2 separate regions of the Homo sapiens genome follow, and region 2 is linked to region 1. A link is a loop called in an ENCODE intact Hi-C map of the cell type or tissue named here. Cell type or tissue: heart right ventricle. All regions are shown on one strand.

What was found. Hi-C counts contacts between places; a loop is a spot of excess contacts. Peaks named below come from ENCODE experiments on the same cell type or tissue, not always from the same donor. Only the 100,000 strongest peaks of a DNase experiment are listed, where the experiment ranks them.
Region 2: a loop joins it to region 1, with 8 times the contacts of the local background. A loop is called at or near these places in 93 of 110 quality-filtered maps.

The regions. Positions count from the first base shown.
Region 1 is chr10:91,246,926-91,254,925 of GRCh38, forward strand. PCGF5 (polycomb group ring finger 5) reads left to right here. Exons shown (of 10, transcript NM_032373.5): 4 at 1,580-1,635; 5 at 1,740-1,799; 6 at 4,367-4,515. Among named protein-coding and RNA genes, the nearest start is that of PCGF5, 30 kb to the left of the region's middle. RefSeq lists a silencer at 904-1,086. In heart right ventricle, CTCF peaks have their summits at 4,722 (motif pointing left) and 4,926; a DNase peak (open chromatin) is centred at 4,716; H3K27ac peaks cover 1,290 bases.
Region 2 is chr10:91,002,878-91,010,877 of GRCh38, forward strand. The region is part of intron 1 of LOC124902479 (a long non-coding RNA gene); the gene reads right to left. Among named protein-coding and RNA genes, the nearest start is that of LINC00502, 39 kb to the right of the region's middle. In heart right ventricle, a CTCF peak has its summit at 3,566 (motif pointing right); a DNase peak (open chromatin) is centred at 3,604; H3K27ac peaks cover 966 bases.

The DNA of each region.
Region 1 (8,000 bases):
ATGTGATATATAGTCAGGCAGATAGATAGATGGATAGATGGATAGATAGATAGATAGATAGATAGATAGATAGATAGATAGATAGATAGATAGATAATCTGCCTATATGTTAGTTTTGAAGCCACAAAAGCAGATGAAATCCACAAGGAAGACAGAAAAGGTCAAAGAGTTCAGAGTACAAAGCAAGGGAGAATATCAGATTTAAAAGTAGCTGGGAAAAAGAAAAATGCTTAGTAATAAAGAAAGAACAGACTTGAACATTAAAAAAAACAAAGGAAATTTTCAGGGAGGCAGGCAGTGTTAGACAACACTGTCAAACTGCTGCAGAGCAATATAGAAGAAATATAAACTTAAAAAATAATTTTTAAGTTTAAATTTTAATTCTAAAAATTTTAAACCTATTCAATATGGAAGTTATAGATGATTTTGAGAATTCAGTAGAGTAAAAGAAGCAAAACAGAGTATGTGACAGAAATAATGTAGGTTTTATTTTCACATTTTTTTCCAGTTAGAAGGAAAGATTGAGAAACAGAATAATAGTTTGAAAAGAGTTAATGAGTTGAGAAAGGTTTTGGGGTTTTTTTTAAGATGTGAGAAACCTCTATGTGTTTGTAGTCTTGTAGAAGAGTAATGTTGTTGAGCAGGATGAAGGAGATGAGGCAGGAAGGGGGTGTTGTGGGGGCAAGAGAATGGGATTGAAGACAAAAGGCCATGAAAAAGATGAGTTATATGGCAGGAAAGAAAATGAGAAAAATGTCAAGATAAACATTTAAAGTTTTCATTTCAGAAGGTAGAACAATAAAGTGGTCTAAATTTCTCAGAAGAGAGGAATGGAGATTATTTCCTTTAGAGGAAAGAGCCAGAGCTGTGGTAGAGATTTTGAGAATGGGCATATCAGCTGTTGCTGCATAACAGACAACCCCTAAATTGATGCTTGAAAAAGCAAGCATTTATTATTCCTCCTGGTTCCCTGAGTTAGCTGGGTGGTTCATCTGGTCTTGGCTGGGCTCACTCATGCAACTGCAGTTAGCTGTGCATTGGGTAATCTGCTGTGCTGATCTTGGGGGATGGGCTGTCTGTGGACTAGTCTAAAATGGCCTTAGCAGGGCAGCTTGGCTCTCTTCTACGTGGTCTCTCATCCTCCAGCCTTGTTCTCATGGTAGCAGGATTCTGAGAGAGAGAAATAGAGACAAAAGCATTTGATGCCTCTTAAGGCTTAGGCTTAGAACCAAGCAGTCACTTGTGCCACATTCTGCTGGCCTCAACAAGTTTTAAAGCCAGACCGTATTTCCAAGGCAGGGGAATAAACTCCATCCTTAGTCAAGGGAGGAGTTTCAAAGTCATGCTCAAGAGTCTGGATATAGAGAGAGCTGGGGACTGGGACCATTTTTGTTATCAGTCTACTACTGGGGAAGGCTGTAAATAAGTGTGTTCCATGGACAGAAGAGTATGGTATAGTAGATGTGCTAAAATTGTGTATGTATTTTGTAACATGTATAAGATTATACATCTCAGACTATTTACATGTCAGATCTTGGTGTCTTCATTGTTAGTATTTTCTTTCTCCCCCCTTTCGAAGGTTGGACAATACATTAGAGGAAATTATATTTAAGCTGGTCCCTGGACTACGAGAACGTAAGTGGCTCTTTAGGTTCTTGCAGACTTTTGTGTTTTATGAAATCAACACTTCTATTAAAGATTTCATGACTTTTACTTTTATACTCTTTCTTTTAAATTAGAAGAACTTGAGCGTGAATCTGAATTTTGGAAGAAAAATAAGCCTCAAGAAAATGGACAAGGTGACTTTTTCTTATGTCTGTTTCTGACAGCACCTCTTAAACTGGTCAGCTTTTCATAGTTTAGGTGAACTAATATGTCTCTTCAGGCTCACATTTTTCCTGCACAAAATTCATGCACCCTTTTATTTACATTACGAACCTTTTTCTCTATATGAGATTTTATATAAATGAGTGTAAATCTGAAGTCACTTTAGTGAGGGTAATTGGAAATAGAGGAAATTGGACTTTGGGAAGAGAAAAGGGAGATAAAAGAGAAGATTGGCTAGGTGTTTATAGTGGTAATTTCTAGGGAGCTAAAGGAAGCTGAAGTAAGAAATAGCCACAGCTTGCAACTAAACAGTGAAGAGTTTTTTGTTTTATTTTGTATGTTTGCCTCTAAAGGAGAGGGAGCTGAGATGTGGCTGAGAGCCAGATCAGGAGATTTTACTATGCTCTGATATTCTGGAATGAAGTTTTTATAAGTAGAGCTCAGGTGATACAAACTTATACATCATGGAAATTTAGAAAGTATTTCTGGGTGCTTATGGGAATTTTCTCCATCACCCAGATTTCTCCTCTGGGTCCCAAAAGACTCAGCAATTAGTAATTTTTAATAATAATTTCAGCAAAGGGGCAAACATTACTGAGCAGATAAAAGGCTTTTAGTGTATATATATATATATATATATATATATATATATATATATATATATATATGTATAAAATCTACACAAAGGGATATTAAAATTATAAGAAACTAGTATCGCTCCCATTTTTTTAAATATGAGATTTAATTTAGGATGTCCTAAATATCATTTAAAGTTATTCAAGAATGTGTGTGTGTTCTTATAGGGTCACTTGTAAGTTCAGCCTCCCAATCTTGGTTTTCCCATAAGATCATAGGATTGTCAATTATACATGATTAAGGTGGATGAGATCTCCCTTTTTTAATCTGTAAAATGGAGATTATCATTTTATTCGTTCAACTTAACTGTGCAAGGCTGTTAGAGCAGGGGAAGTTTGAGAATAGTTTTGATGCTAGAATAAGGTAACAAGAGACTATTTTTTATCTGTAACAACAACAACAAAAAAATGGCAAAGAAGCTAAGCCTGGCCAAAAAAATAACTAGGGCTTGTTTTACCCACGTGTACACTGCAATTAAACAATAACAACCAATTATAGTAGTAGTGCTCTAGTAAAAATACAGATAAGATAAGGCTAATTAAATATTCCAGTTTTTGACTGCCTATTCAAGAGGACAGGAGCCTGAGGGATTGTCATCAGAAGTTACGTGGTAGGTTTACTCTATGGTTCTACGTATCACAGTTTAACTTGTGAAGGGCTGTAGCCTACTTTGTGAATTTTATCTCCCTTTTCCTATTGTTTCTCCCATTTTAAAGTATTTCTGGTATTTGGTCTTTAGCTTGGGTGGAGAATTCAGATTTTTTGTTGGAGCTAGGAGTTTGGTTCATAGAAGGCAACTCCTATCTATGTATATTCTCTATAAATAAGGAGAAGAAAACATGTAGAAAAAAGAGAACCCACCTCCCCGCTCTATGGTATACCTGTAGTGCTTTTACTACAGTCATCAAAAAGGATCTGGCCAGTCACTTTGCAGGGAAGCTTTTCTACAAGTAATGTTTAGCTGGCTGATTTTTTCAAGTGTTAGCTTAGAGGTATCTCATCTGGAAATCGTCCCTGCTTCACTCCCAAAGTTTGGGTTTATTGTCTCTTTTATATGTGCATGCATAGTCCATTTTACCTCTCACATCCTGTATTTGTCTGGTTTTTTCTTTTTTTTTTTTTTTTAGCTTGCCTTTATTTGATTCCATACCCTGACCACTGTGAGAGAGAGGATGATAGCTCTAGTTTCAGTATTGTTCCCTCAGGCCTTGTATGATGTGTATCCAACATATAGTTAGAACTACTCAACAGATGAATGATAAATATAGCTGCATTATTTATAGGCTACAGGTTTGTAATAGGTGAAATACATTTGTATATAATATAAAGTATGCCATTGAGATATCTTTAATGGAGTTGTAACATGTTATGTATTAATAGCTATATACATGTTAAAAAGCTAATTCATTATACTCGTTTTTTTTCACTGGCTGATTTTATGAATAGTAATTTGAAATTTTGAGAACTTAATTTTATCATTTGAAAAGTATTTGGTTTTAATTTGAATATATACTTATTTATAAACGAGTATAATTTATATATACACCTATAAATAATTTGGAAGTATTTTTATATATTCTGTCCACTTTCTAACATAGTCTAATTACTAATTGTAATCATTTTTTTGGCTAAATACAGCTAGTCCTGAATCTTTCATTTGGATGTCCCAATGAGCCTAGAAATCTTAAGCTATGTTAATAAGTTTCCAATTTTTTTTTTTTTTTTTTACAAAATATTTCCATTGCTGAGTTGGTTGGAACATTTTAAAGATACTAAGTTCTTCTTCAAAAACTGTTAGGAAATTTTTTAAAGTTGATTTTTGTTTTGATTATCAATGTATGATTGCTTAACTTTAAAATCAACTTTGATTTATAGCTAACTTAGTTTTGTTTAAATTATACAGATGATACTTCAAAAGCTGACAAACCGAAAGTAGATGAAGAAGGTGATGAAAATGAAGATGATAAAGATTATCACAGAAGTGACCCACAAATTGCTATCTGTCTAGATTGTTTACGAAATAATGGGCAATCAGGGGACAATGTAGTAAAGGTGAGTGAACAAGTACTATGGTATTTTTATGATCAGTTTATAGTAAACCCTTGATAATTTGTTGACAAATTTTCTAATGCTTCAAAATGTTTGCTTTCAAAGTTTTAATTAACATAATTAAATAAAATGCCATTCTTTGACAATCCTATGCTTAGAAATGGTTACTATTCCCACAACTGAACTGTCTTGGGCCAATGCCACCATCTAGTGGCTAATGCCCAGAATCACACCTCTGTTTCTCCTTTTATACCTTTGCTGGAAATTCATATGCATGGTTTCTGTTTTTTAGAGTGGTGACCAACTTAGACTTAGAGAATTTCATGTCACTGGTAGTTCTAGCCCTTTTATTCATTCTCTTCTAATTTTATCCTTTATTTCTCTATTTTTATTTGCAACTCAACAAGATTTCCATGTCAGAGCTAACATATTTTGTGAATAATTTAATCAATTAGTTTTGAAGTAAAATTAGATGTTGTAAAATGCCTCTGAACTTTTAAACTCCTTGAAGGCCCTCAGTTATTTCCTATAGAATCTCCATTTCTGGTACTGTTTTCCTCTGCCTCTGCTAATTGAATCTTTCCTTAGAGGATCTTTATAGGAAGTTTAAAACACTCTGCTTTTATAGATTTTCTTTGGTCTTTAAATGGTGTTACTTTAATAATGTTTTCTACCTTTTTATTACAAGCAGCTTTTATTTTTATTACAAATCTTCACTACTTCAGCTGTTAGATTTTTGTCACTTTATCCTAGCAAATGTCAGCCACTGAGAATATTGTTTATCTCTCTGTATTCTGTGTTTTATTCAAATGCCTATATTCATTGTCTCTAATTTTCTTTTACTTCCTCTGTGTACATCTATAGGCTAGTGGGTTGAATTTTTTACTAATACGTTTAATGGCATTTTCCTATTAGGAAGTGAAAAACAATTTTTCACTTCAGATTAAGTTTTCCTGGCATCTTATAACAACATATATGAGCACAGTAATTCAGTGAATATTTATCCACTATGTGAACAGTAGACAGTGAAGATGTAAGTAGTAAGAAAAAACATCTTTCACTCAAGGAACTTGGTTAGGTCTTATACATACAAATAGTTAAGGTAATTGATTTTGTTAAGGGGAATTTATTGGACAGGGCATGTAATAAAGTGCATCTATCTTTAGAGAAATGACCACTGTACCTATTTATCCTTACAGTATTTTCAGTTGTTTCTTATGGTCTTTCCCAAAAGTCATCCCCCTTTTTGGGAAGTTCTTTTTCATAGAGTTCATGGTCATCCTTTAGCTCTCCAATACATGAGTTAGCTCATACTGAAAGTTAAATCAATGGAAAGGCTGAATATCTTCTCATAAACAAACGTAAAGTCCACTTCTCTGCATGATTTCTCATATGAAAGTATAAAAGATTGAATTTTAGAAATTTATTTGAAAAATTAACCACCCCTGCTTGTTGTTCTCCTTTTTGACATCTTTGACACTTTGCTATTCTAGTTGACCTTTTATCCATTCACTTTTTCCTTTATGGACTTTTCTTCATCCTTGTACCTTCATTCTTAGTTTATAAATGACTTTTACTAAGCTACCCTGATTCTTCCTTTTTTTCCTGTGGCATTCCTGCTTTGTCTCCACTGCCTCTACTTCTTGCCTTCTACTTGATATATGTAAGTATGTCCTAATACTTTCTCTGTATCTATTTTAGGAGATCTTCTCCATTTTCTGTGTGGCTTCAACTACGCAAAGGATTTTTTAACTTTTATTTTAGGTTCAGGAGGACATGTGCAGGTTTCTTACATAAGTAAATTGTGTGTCACAGGTTTGGCGTAAGGTTATTTTGTCACCCAGGTAATAGGCATAATAGTCAATAGGTAGTTTTTCAATCCTGTCTCGCCCCCTACCATTCCACCTTCAAGTAGGGCCTCATGTCTGTTGTTCTCTTCTTTATGCAAAGGACTTTTAAGTCCTCATTTCCAGCCCTGCTTTGTTTCCCAAGCTGAAGTGTTATGTCTCTATTTTTAAATAGACCAGTTGAGAGTTTCACTAACACCGGAAACTTGACTTGTCTAAGTTGTCTAATTCATTATACTTTCATCTAACTTTGGTCCAAACATGCAGTTTTAGTTATGACTGCTGTCTTTCAGCCAATCAAATAAGTTCAAAAGCTTCGCGTCATCTTTGATCTGTTACTCTTTTCTTTCAACCAGTCACTAAGTCCTGCAAAATTCCCCCAGTTTAGTGCTGCTCACCCTTATATCTACATTTTTTAAGTAGTTATTAAGTGTTTTCTGTACCCTTAATTTTTCTTTTGTTATCCAGGGCTAGGGCCACTTGCCTGAGTGTGTGTAAGGCCCAGAGTGAGGGCCATGACCAATCTCAGGGTCAGATGGTAAGTATTTTAGGCTCTGTAGGCCATATGGTCTCTGTTGCAATTTACTCAACTTATTCATTATAGCACTAAAGCAGCACAGACAATAGTAAATGAATGGGCTTGGTTGTGTTTCAATAAAACATTACTTACAGAAATTGATGGCCAGCCAGATTTGGCCTGAGGACATGGTCATTGTACAGGCCAAAAGTTTGCCACCTTTTGGCCTGTACAATTAAGTCATAACTCCTTACATTAGTATTCAAGGCCCTTCCCTAACAAGCACCTCTTTTAATAAGTTTATCTCCCATTAAACCCATTAGTAAATCGTCCTTTCAAAACAAGTGATTATTCCTTTATGTATGTGTTCGTTCTCTCTCTCTGTCTCTTCCCCTCCACCTCGTGTGTGTGTGTGTGTGTGTGTGTGTGTTGGAAACCATATATCTGACAAAAGATCTGTATCTAGATTATATAAAAGCTTGTGTTATGAATACTTAAGACCTCTAAAACTTTGAACAACCCTTCCTTTTTGGCGTGTTCTTTCCTCTTCCACCATCCTATGCTTCTGTCAAGACCCAGAGATTTTTATTTTTTGTGACGCTTTTCCCAACCTAGTGAATCCCTTTTCTGAAATTCTGTAGTACTTATATTTATCTGTCAATTAGGGATTAGTTTGTTATCTATTAAGGATGTGCCTAAGAGTTCTAGGCACTGATACTATCTTTTTTTTATATGTGTGTTGTCCTTGATACTAGACTGTAAATCCCTTAGTGGCAGAGACACAATGTCTGTATTGCTTTATAGCCTTCTCAGCCATCTCATTCCTCTGCAGTAGGATGTGATTCACAAATGTGGTGGGGCAGTAGTTGCATGTATAGTTTATACAGAATATCTACTGCTTTTATAATACAGAAGTCAAAGTCAAGAGTGGGATGTCAATAAAAAGAGTAGAGTAAGTATCTCTGAAAATTCACTTTTCCATGAAAGTATAAAAATACTGGCAAAAATGTTCAGTGTCAGCTTTTTCAGAGATCTGATATTAAACAAAGGCTTATAGATGCATATAGAGCATTTTATCAAGAAGATGACTAACTATCAGTATAAAGGGTGAGCTTTGTGGCATT
Region 2 (8,000 bases), 240 kb before region 1:
TGACTCTGAGCTGCCAGCTGCCACATGGCAGGCACTTAGTCCTTGGCCCCTAAGGCAATTCTAAAGATCCCTATAAGATGCTTTCTTATGTGTATTATTAAGACGACCAACTCATCCCAGCTTGTCCAGGACTTTCCTGGTTTTACCACTGAATGTTCTGGGGTCCAAGAACCTCTCAGTCCAAAGCAAACCAGGTTGCTCATCCTAAGTGTGTTTGGAAACATGTCTGACCTGCTCACGTGTTTTTGCTCAGGGCCCCTCCTCAAGCTGCCAAGCCACTGCCTCAGCCAAACACCCCAGGGAGCTCTGATAACCTCCAGCAACTCTCCCTGGCCAATCTCTGTTAGGCAACAGATGCCACCCTTCTAGCTTTGGGGAAGGAGACATAGCCCTCCTACACTGAGTTCCAGACATGCTTACCTACCCCCTACATCAACTTTCCAGAGCTCCACTGTATTAGTCTGTTCTCACATTGCTAATAAAGACATACCCAAGACTGGGTAATGTATAAAGAAAAAGAGATTTAATGGACTCACAGTTTCACATGGCTGGGGAGGCCTCACAATCATGGCAGAAGGTGATGGAGGAGCAAAGGCACATCTTATATGATGGCAGTCAAAAGTGTGTGTGCAGGGGAATTGCCCTTTATAAAACCATCAGATCTCATAAGACTTATTCACTACCATGAGAACAGCACAGGAAAATCCGCCCCCATGATTCAATTACTTCCCACCAGGTTCCTCCTACAACATGTGGGGATTATAGGAGCTACAATTCAAGATGAGATTTTGGTGGGGAGACAGCCAAACCATATCATTCCACCCCTGGCTCCTCCAAAATCTCATGTGCTCACATTTCAAAACCAACCATGCCTTCCCAATAGTCTTCCAAAGTCTTAACTCATGTCACCATTAACTCAAAAGTCCACAGTCCAAAGTCTCATCTAAGAAAAGGCAAATCCCTTCTGCCTACGAGCCTGTAAAATCAAAAGCAAGTTAGTTACTTCCTAGATACAATGGGGTACAGGCATTGGGTAAATACCCCCATTCCAAATGGGAGAAATTGACAAAAACAAAGGGGCTATAGGCCCCATGCAAGTCCAAAATCCAGTGGGGCAGCCAAATCTTAAATCTCGGAAATTATCTCCTTTGACTTCATGTCTCACATCCAGGTCACGCTGATGAAAGAGGTGGGCTCCCATGATCTTGGGCAGCTCTGTTCCTGTGGCTTTGCAGGGTACAGCCCCGCTCCTGGCTGCTTTTATGAGCTAGCATTGAGTGTCTATAGCTTTTCCAGGCTCACAGTGTAAGCTGTCAGTGGATCCGCCATTCTAGGGTCTGGAGGACAGTGGTCCTCTTCTCATAGCTCCACTAGGCAGTGCCCCAGTGGGGACTCTGGGTGGGGGCTCCAACCCCACATTTCCCTTCTGCACTGCCCTAGCAGAGGTTCTCCATCAGGGCTCTGCCCCTGTAGCACACCTCTGCCTGGACATCCAGGTGTTTCTATACATCCTCTGAAATCTAGGCAGAGGTTCCCAAACCTCAACTCTTGTCATTTGCACACCCACAGGACAAGCTCCACATGAAAGCTGCCAAGGCTTGGGGCTTGCACCCTTTGAAGCCATGGCCCGAGCTGTACCTTGGCCTCTTTCAGCCATGGCTGGAGCAGCTAGGACACAGAGCACCAAGACCCTTGACTGCACACAGCAGAAGGGCCCTGGGCCCAGCCCACAAAACCATTTTTTCTGATTAGGCCTCCAGGCCTGTGATGGGAGGGGCTGCCATGAAGTTCTCTGACATGCCCTGGATACATTTTCCCCTGTCTTAGCGAATAGCATTTGGCTCCTTGTTACTTCTGCAAATTTCTGTAGCTAGCTTGAATTTCTCCCTAGAAAATGGTTTTTTCTTTTCTACTGCATCATCAGGCTGCAAAATTTTCGAACTTTTATGCCCTGCCACCTCTTGAATGCTTTGTTGCTTAGAAATTTCTTCCACCAGATACCCCACGTTATCTCTCTGAAGTTCAAAGTTCCACAGATCTCTAGGGCAGGGGCAAAATGCCACCAGTCTCTTTGCATAGCAAGAACGACCTTTACTCCAGTTCCCAACAAGCTCCTCATCTCCATCTGAGACCACCTCAGCCCAGACTTTATTGTCCCTATCACTGTCAGCATTTTGGTCAAAGCCATTCAACAAGTCCCTAGGAAGTTCCAAACTTTCCCACATCTTCCTATCTTCTGAGCCCTCCAAGTCTCTAGGAAATTCCAAACATTCCCACATTTTTCTACCTTCTTCTGAGCCCCAACTGTTCCAACCTCTGCCCATTACCCAGTTCCAAAGTTGCTTCCACATTTTTGGGTATCTTTACAGCAGCTCCCCACTTTCTGCAGCACCAATTTATTGTATTAGTCTGTTCTCACACTGCTAATAAAATACCCAAGACTGGGTAATTTATAAAGAAAAGGAGGTTTAATGGACTCACAGTCCCACATGGCTGGGGAGGCCTCACAATCATGGCAGAAGTTGAATGAGGAGCAAAGTCACGTCTGACATGGCAGCAGGCAAGAGAGCATGTGCAGGGGAACTCCCCTTTGTAAAACCATCAGATCTTATGAGACTTATTCACTATCATGAGAACAGCACGAGAAAACTCACCCCCATGATTCAATTACCTCCCACCTAGTTCCTCTCACAACATGTGGGGATTATGGGAGCTATAATTCAAGATAGAGATTTGCATGGGGACACAGCCGAACCATATCACCACCAGACAATTAACAAAACTTCTTCAAAGGCTTATGGATAATGGAAGGAAAGCTCAGCCTCAAAGGTAATTTCAACTTTTGGCAAAGCAGCTACCTGAAACACACCTACCAGAGCCATTCTCAGTAGCAGGTCCAGCTCCACATGAGAGTCCAGCACATGTCTGCCACCAGAAAGTTTGGGCCCAGCTGTCAAATGGCTTTGAGAGAGAAAAGACTTCTCTGTCCCTCTAGTTTCAGGCTGGCTTCCCAGAGAGGTAGAAACTACTACTGCTGCCTGGCATTCATTCCCCCGCTTTCTTAGTAAAAAGCACCCTGATTTACTTAGGAGGGTAAAGTGCCCAGATAACAGGCTTCATTTCTCAATTCCTCAGCCAGCTGTGGAAGTGTTTGGGGGAATGTCAGAAAAGCTATTTAAAGGGAGAATCAGTGAGGAGGTCTCACTCCAATACACATACACTCACACATGCTATTAATTTTTCCTCTTTCATCTTTCTTCCTTCTAGGCTTCAATGTGGATATGATGGCTGGAGCTCCAGCAGCCATCCTGTGACCCTGAGAACAAGCCATTCATTGAGGCTAATGAAGCAGGAAGAAGGAATCCTGAGTCCTTGGGAAACAAGGATCTACCTGAATAGCTCCGAATGCCTACTTCTAGATGTCCTTTTAGAAAGAGAAGCACACCCTTGTGTATTTCAGCCACTGCTATTTAAGGTTTAACCTAATCATGATATAATTGGTTTTTCTTGGAATGATTCAGTGGTAATTTTTTCTTCCATAAGAAGCAATCCCAACCCCTACCACTAGGGGGTGGCCTTGCCCTGTAGGCCTCAACATGACAATTACATCACTGCATATCAGAGTCCAACATCAGTGCATTCTGTGTAATTCAGTCTCAAATAACAACGTGCATGTGACAGCAGTGGTCCAGTCTGAGCTAAGCTGTGCCAAACTCCATCCAGTTCCTTTAGCATGAGATTTGGATCTCATGCTTTTCTTCTCTTTTCTATATCCAATTCTTCAGCTTGGACCCAAAAAAGCAAGCCCCAGGACCAAAAAAGTATGCAGAGAAGCAGCTCTGACTCTAGCAAACACACAGTTTGTATTTCCAAACAGAACAATGAGCTTCTAGTCTGAACAACATCCCATTTGATGGTAACTTGATACTTTCCTCTTTTTGTTTTTCCAGCAAGAAGCAATGGGTAGGTACTTGCTTTACATTTGTGAAAAGATACCTGGCTGGTGGGTCTGATAAAGAGAGACTCTACCCTGGCAGGATTATTGATATCTCTACCTCCTACAAGATGGAAAATCACTTGCAGCATTTAAGTGACTGTTTTTCCAGTTTATGCTGATCAAAGTTTCAAAAATCTCTAGGCAGAGTTTTAGTCACTAATAATCTGAAGTGAAGGGAATAATTTATCTAATTATTGCTCAGGCTAAAAGCAAGCTGCTGTCTCAAAATGAAAGTACAGTGCTAGTTCTATAAATACCCACTCACAACTAACCAACAAAGGAGTTTGTGGTGTGAGAAGTGGAACTTTTGATAGTTTCAGATTGCATTGCTTTGGTGTCATCTGTGCTCTCCTTGTCTACCTCCATTTACATCGTGATGCTGTATAGTTAAGACTTGGGCAGAGGGAGGAAAGGGGTTCATGGGGAGCTAGTAATCCTGCATTTTTCCTCAATTTTCTTACTAGACTGCCATATTAGATAAGAACAAAAAATGTGCCTATTGAATAGTCTAACCAAAGAACTTAAGAAAGAATCACTTTTTTTCCTCCATTTCGGTAAAGACCGTGCCGAAAGTTTTCATATGTAATAAAACCAGTGATCACCAGTTAATCTCAACCTAAGAGAAAGAACCAAAATGAACCACTCACAAGAATAGAAACAGGCATCCCTTGGGAGTAGGGTTTAACAAATGAAAATACAGGACACTCTGTAATTTGATTTTTCTGCAATATTTGGGACGCGCTTATATGAAAAAATTATTTGATATTTATTCAAAATTCAAATTTAATGGTATGTCCAGGATTTTATCTGGCAACCCTACTTGGGGGTAAAGAATCTGTTCCTTCCTTGTGGGGGATGGGAAGAACAGTACAAAATGAGCAGATTCTGAAATATATCAAGGAAACTGTCACTGGAAAAGTCACTGATTAAAAACAAAACACCCACAAACCACTAGGCCCTGTGCACAGGTTCCTCCAAGAAGCTAAGTCTTCTTGTTTTTTATCTTTTGTATCTTCACAGAGTCTAGATGCCCTCCTGCTCTGGGTATATTGAGAGCTCAGTGAGGAGTGCTGACCAACTGGATAGTCAATGACCACTGAGGAGGAGGTGGCTATGCAAGCCCCAGATCTCTGGGATCATGTGTTCTGTACTTTCAGATGTGCATCTGCAAAGGCCTGGAGTGCCAAGTGTCCTCTCCTTAGAGAGGCAAGGCAACAGCAAGGCAATCAGTTGTTACCCCAATGTCCAGCCTCCCCTATTGTCTTTCAGAGGGCATTTTGTCCAAACTATGGGGTAAGAAAAGGGTTTGGTTTTACACTTTTAGCCAGAGTTTACCCTCCGGGAATACTCCTTCTACCACATCTGCCAGGGATCTATTTTCCAAAGGTACTGGTTGGTCACTCAGAATCCACTGGGTGCAGACACGCAAAGATGTGCAACTTCTCCTCTGTATCAAATAAGGATACAGGTGGGCAGTGCTCCATTTTTCTGCCTTTTCACTCTCCACACTAGGCTTTGTAGACATGGACACATGAAAGCACAGAACAGTAAGTCAATGTCAGAGGGAATTATAGGTAAGGACCCCCACCTTCATTCCAATTCTCTTCTGACATTGACCATGCCATTCCGTAAGGCTAGAGGTCTCACTTACTTTTAACTTTCTTGAGTTTTCACAGTATGGGTACCTGAAAACTTAGACTCCTCTCCTCAGTGAGTTCCTCTCCCTGGTTCTCTCCCACTCCTGACTTGGTTTACTTTGAGCCCCCTCCCCAATCACCTTAAGTATTGTCTAAATTTTTGTCCACCTCCCCACCCTTTTTTTTTCTTTTCTTTTTCTTTCTTTCTTTTTCTTTTCTTTTTTTTTTTTTTTTCAAGACAGGCTCTCACTCTGTTGCCCAGGCTGGAGTGGAGTGACACAATTATAGCTCACTGCAGCCTTGCTCTCCCAGGCTAAAGCAATGCTCCTGCCTCAGCCTCCCACATAGCTGGGACTACAGGTACTTGCCACCATGCTGAGCTAATTTTTTAATTTTTTCGTAGAGCCAAGGTCTCGCTATGCTGCCCAGGCTGAATTCGAACTCCTCATTCTCCTACCTTGGCCTCCCAAAGTGCTGGGATTACAGGCGAAAGCCACAGCACCTGGACTCCCCATTCTTACCTACATGGAGAAGTCTTATTCTTTGGATTCATCCTTCTTCCCCATGCAAGGCCTCAAGTTTGCTTTCAGTCTGAAATAGCGCTGCTGGGTGATCAGAAATGCCCATTGCCACCCAAATCTTTTTGTTTTGTTTTGTTTTTTAATACCATCACCATGGATAGATGTGGCTCCTTTGGGCCACAATTCCATTTAATTTCAAGCTGCAGGCATAGCAGCCCTTTTAGTCACGGACCTGCTAAATTAGGCACATGGACTGTCTCAGGGAGAGTGTGGTCTGAATTCACATTGAGAGACACCTGTTTTCTCCCTGGCAAGACAACTAAGCCCTCTGGTTCCACCTGGGGCAACCCATTAACAAATGCTCCCTAGAAAGACCAGGAAGAACTCATTTAACTCAAACTGGTTTAATTTAGGTTCAGAGTGTCTGCTTCTGTGGGAAAGGGAAAGGGAGTGAGGACTGATTGGCAGTTCTTCCCACACACAGCTCAACAGCAAATGTTCATGGAGTCCTTAATTCTCTTAAGAGTAGCCTCAGAGATGTTGACTCTCTCTAAATTATGATGTTGCTTTTACAGCTGGGTTATTATAAGATTAGTGTAAGTTTGGTCACTTACACTTCATCTTACTATTCCTTCCTCACCTTATTTTTTATGAGAGCTCATAGGATCCCATTCTCCCACCTTCTGTTTCTCTTTTTTCCTTCTATGGCTCCTCATCTCTAACCCCTGTGTTCCCCACATACCACCAGCTCCTCCCATGGATCTGGTTTTCTTGGACTTCCTGATCTTGGCACAGACTTTCCCTTCAGGCTAGAACAGCCTTCTCTCACCTTCCTGCATCTGACCTACTCACCCTTCCAGACTGAGTAAATGTTACTTCCCTATTTAGACCATGCAGACCCGGGTGGCAGGGCTTCTCACACTTCAGTATGCATGAGAATCACCTGGAGAGCTTTTTCAACTATAAATTCCCTCTTCCCATCTCTGTCCCCTTCACCAAATTGTGATTTAGTAGGTCTGGGATGGGGCCCAAGAATTTGCATTTAAACAGCCTCCAAGGTATTCTCAATAGTGCTGGTCTGCAGGCCACACTTTGGGTACCACTGCCCCAGACTGAATTAAATCTCCCAGCTCTATGATCCCGGAGCTCCCTGTATTACTCCATCAAAACATATTATTGTTAATATTCCTATAATGTCTTTCCTCCCTGATAGGCTGAAAACACAGTGAAAGCAGGCCGTGTCCATTTTATTTGCTGCTGAATCCTCATCAATTAACACAAGGCCTGTCACACAGGATGTGCTTAATAAATCCAGGATTTATAAAAAAGGAAGTAGAAGAAAGGGGAATCTTTCCATGCTGAGAATCTTCAACATGTGAGCACGTTGCTTGGAAGTCAGTTCCCAAAAAGGAATCCAGAATGTATTGATGGTGGCCTTTGGAAGAAGGGTCTAGACAACCCCAGTGGTAATTTGCAATGTCATTATTTGCATTATATCTGTTATCTTTCTGGGGTGGGGTTGGGGGAATCTATGAGGCAATATTTTCAGTTATATCTAATAAAATAGCTTTGCAAATATCTACTCAACCAGGATGATGAATATATCCGAGTAATTAGCCAGGAGAATTCACCCCCTTTCCATTCCAGGCACTCCTTGCAGGGAATTCATGGCTGTGGAATAATACATGGGCAGAGCGGAGGCTCTGGAGTTAGACCCAGAAGGCCAGCTATACCATTTCCCAGCTCTGGGGCTCTGGCCAAGGTAACTTAACTGTCCAAAGCCTCAGTTTCCACTCATTTGTGAATGAGGATAAAATGGTACCCATGGACAGGCAGTAGGGTGTA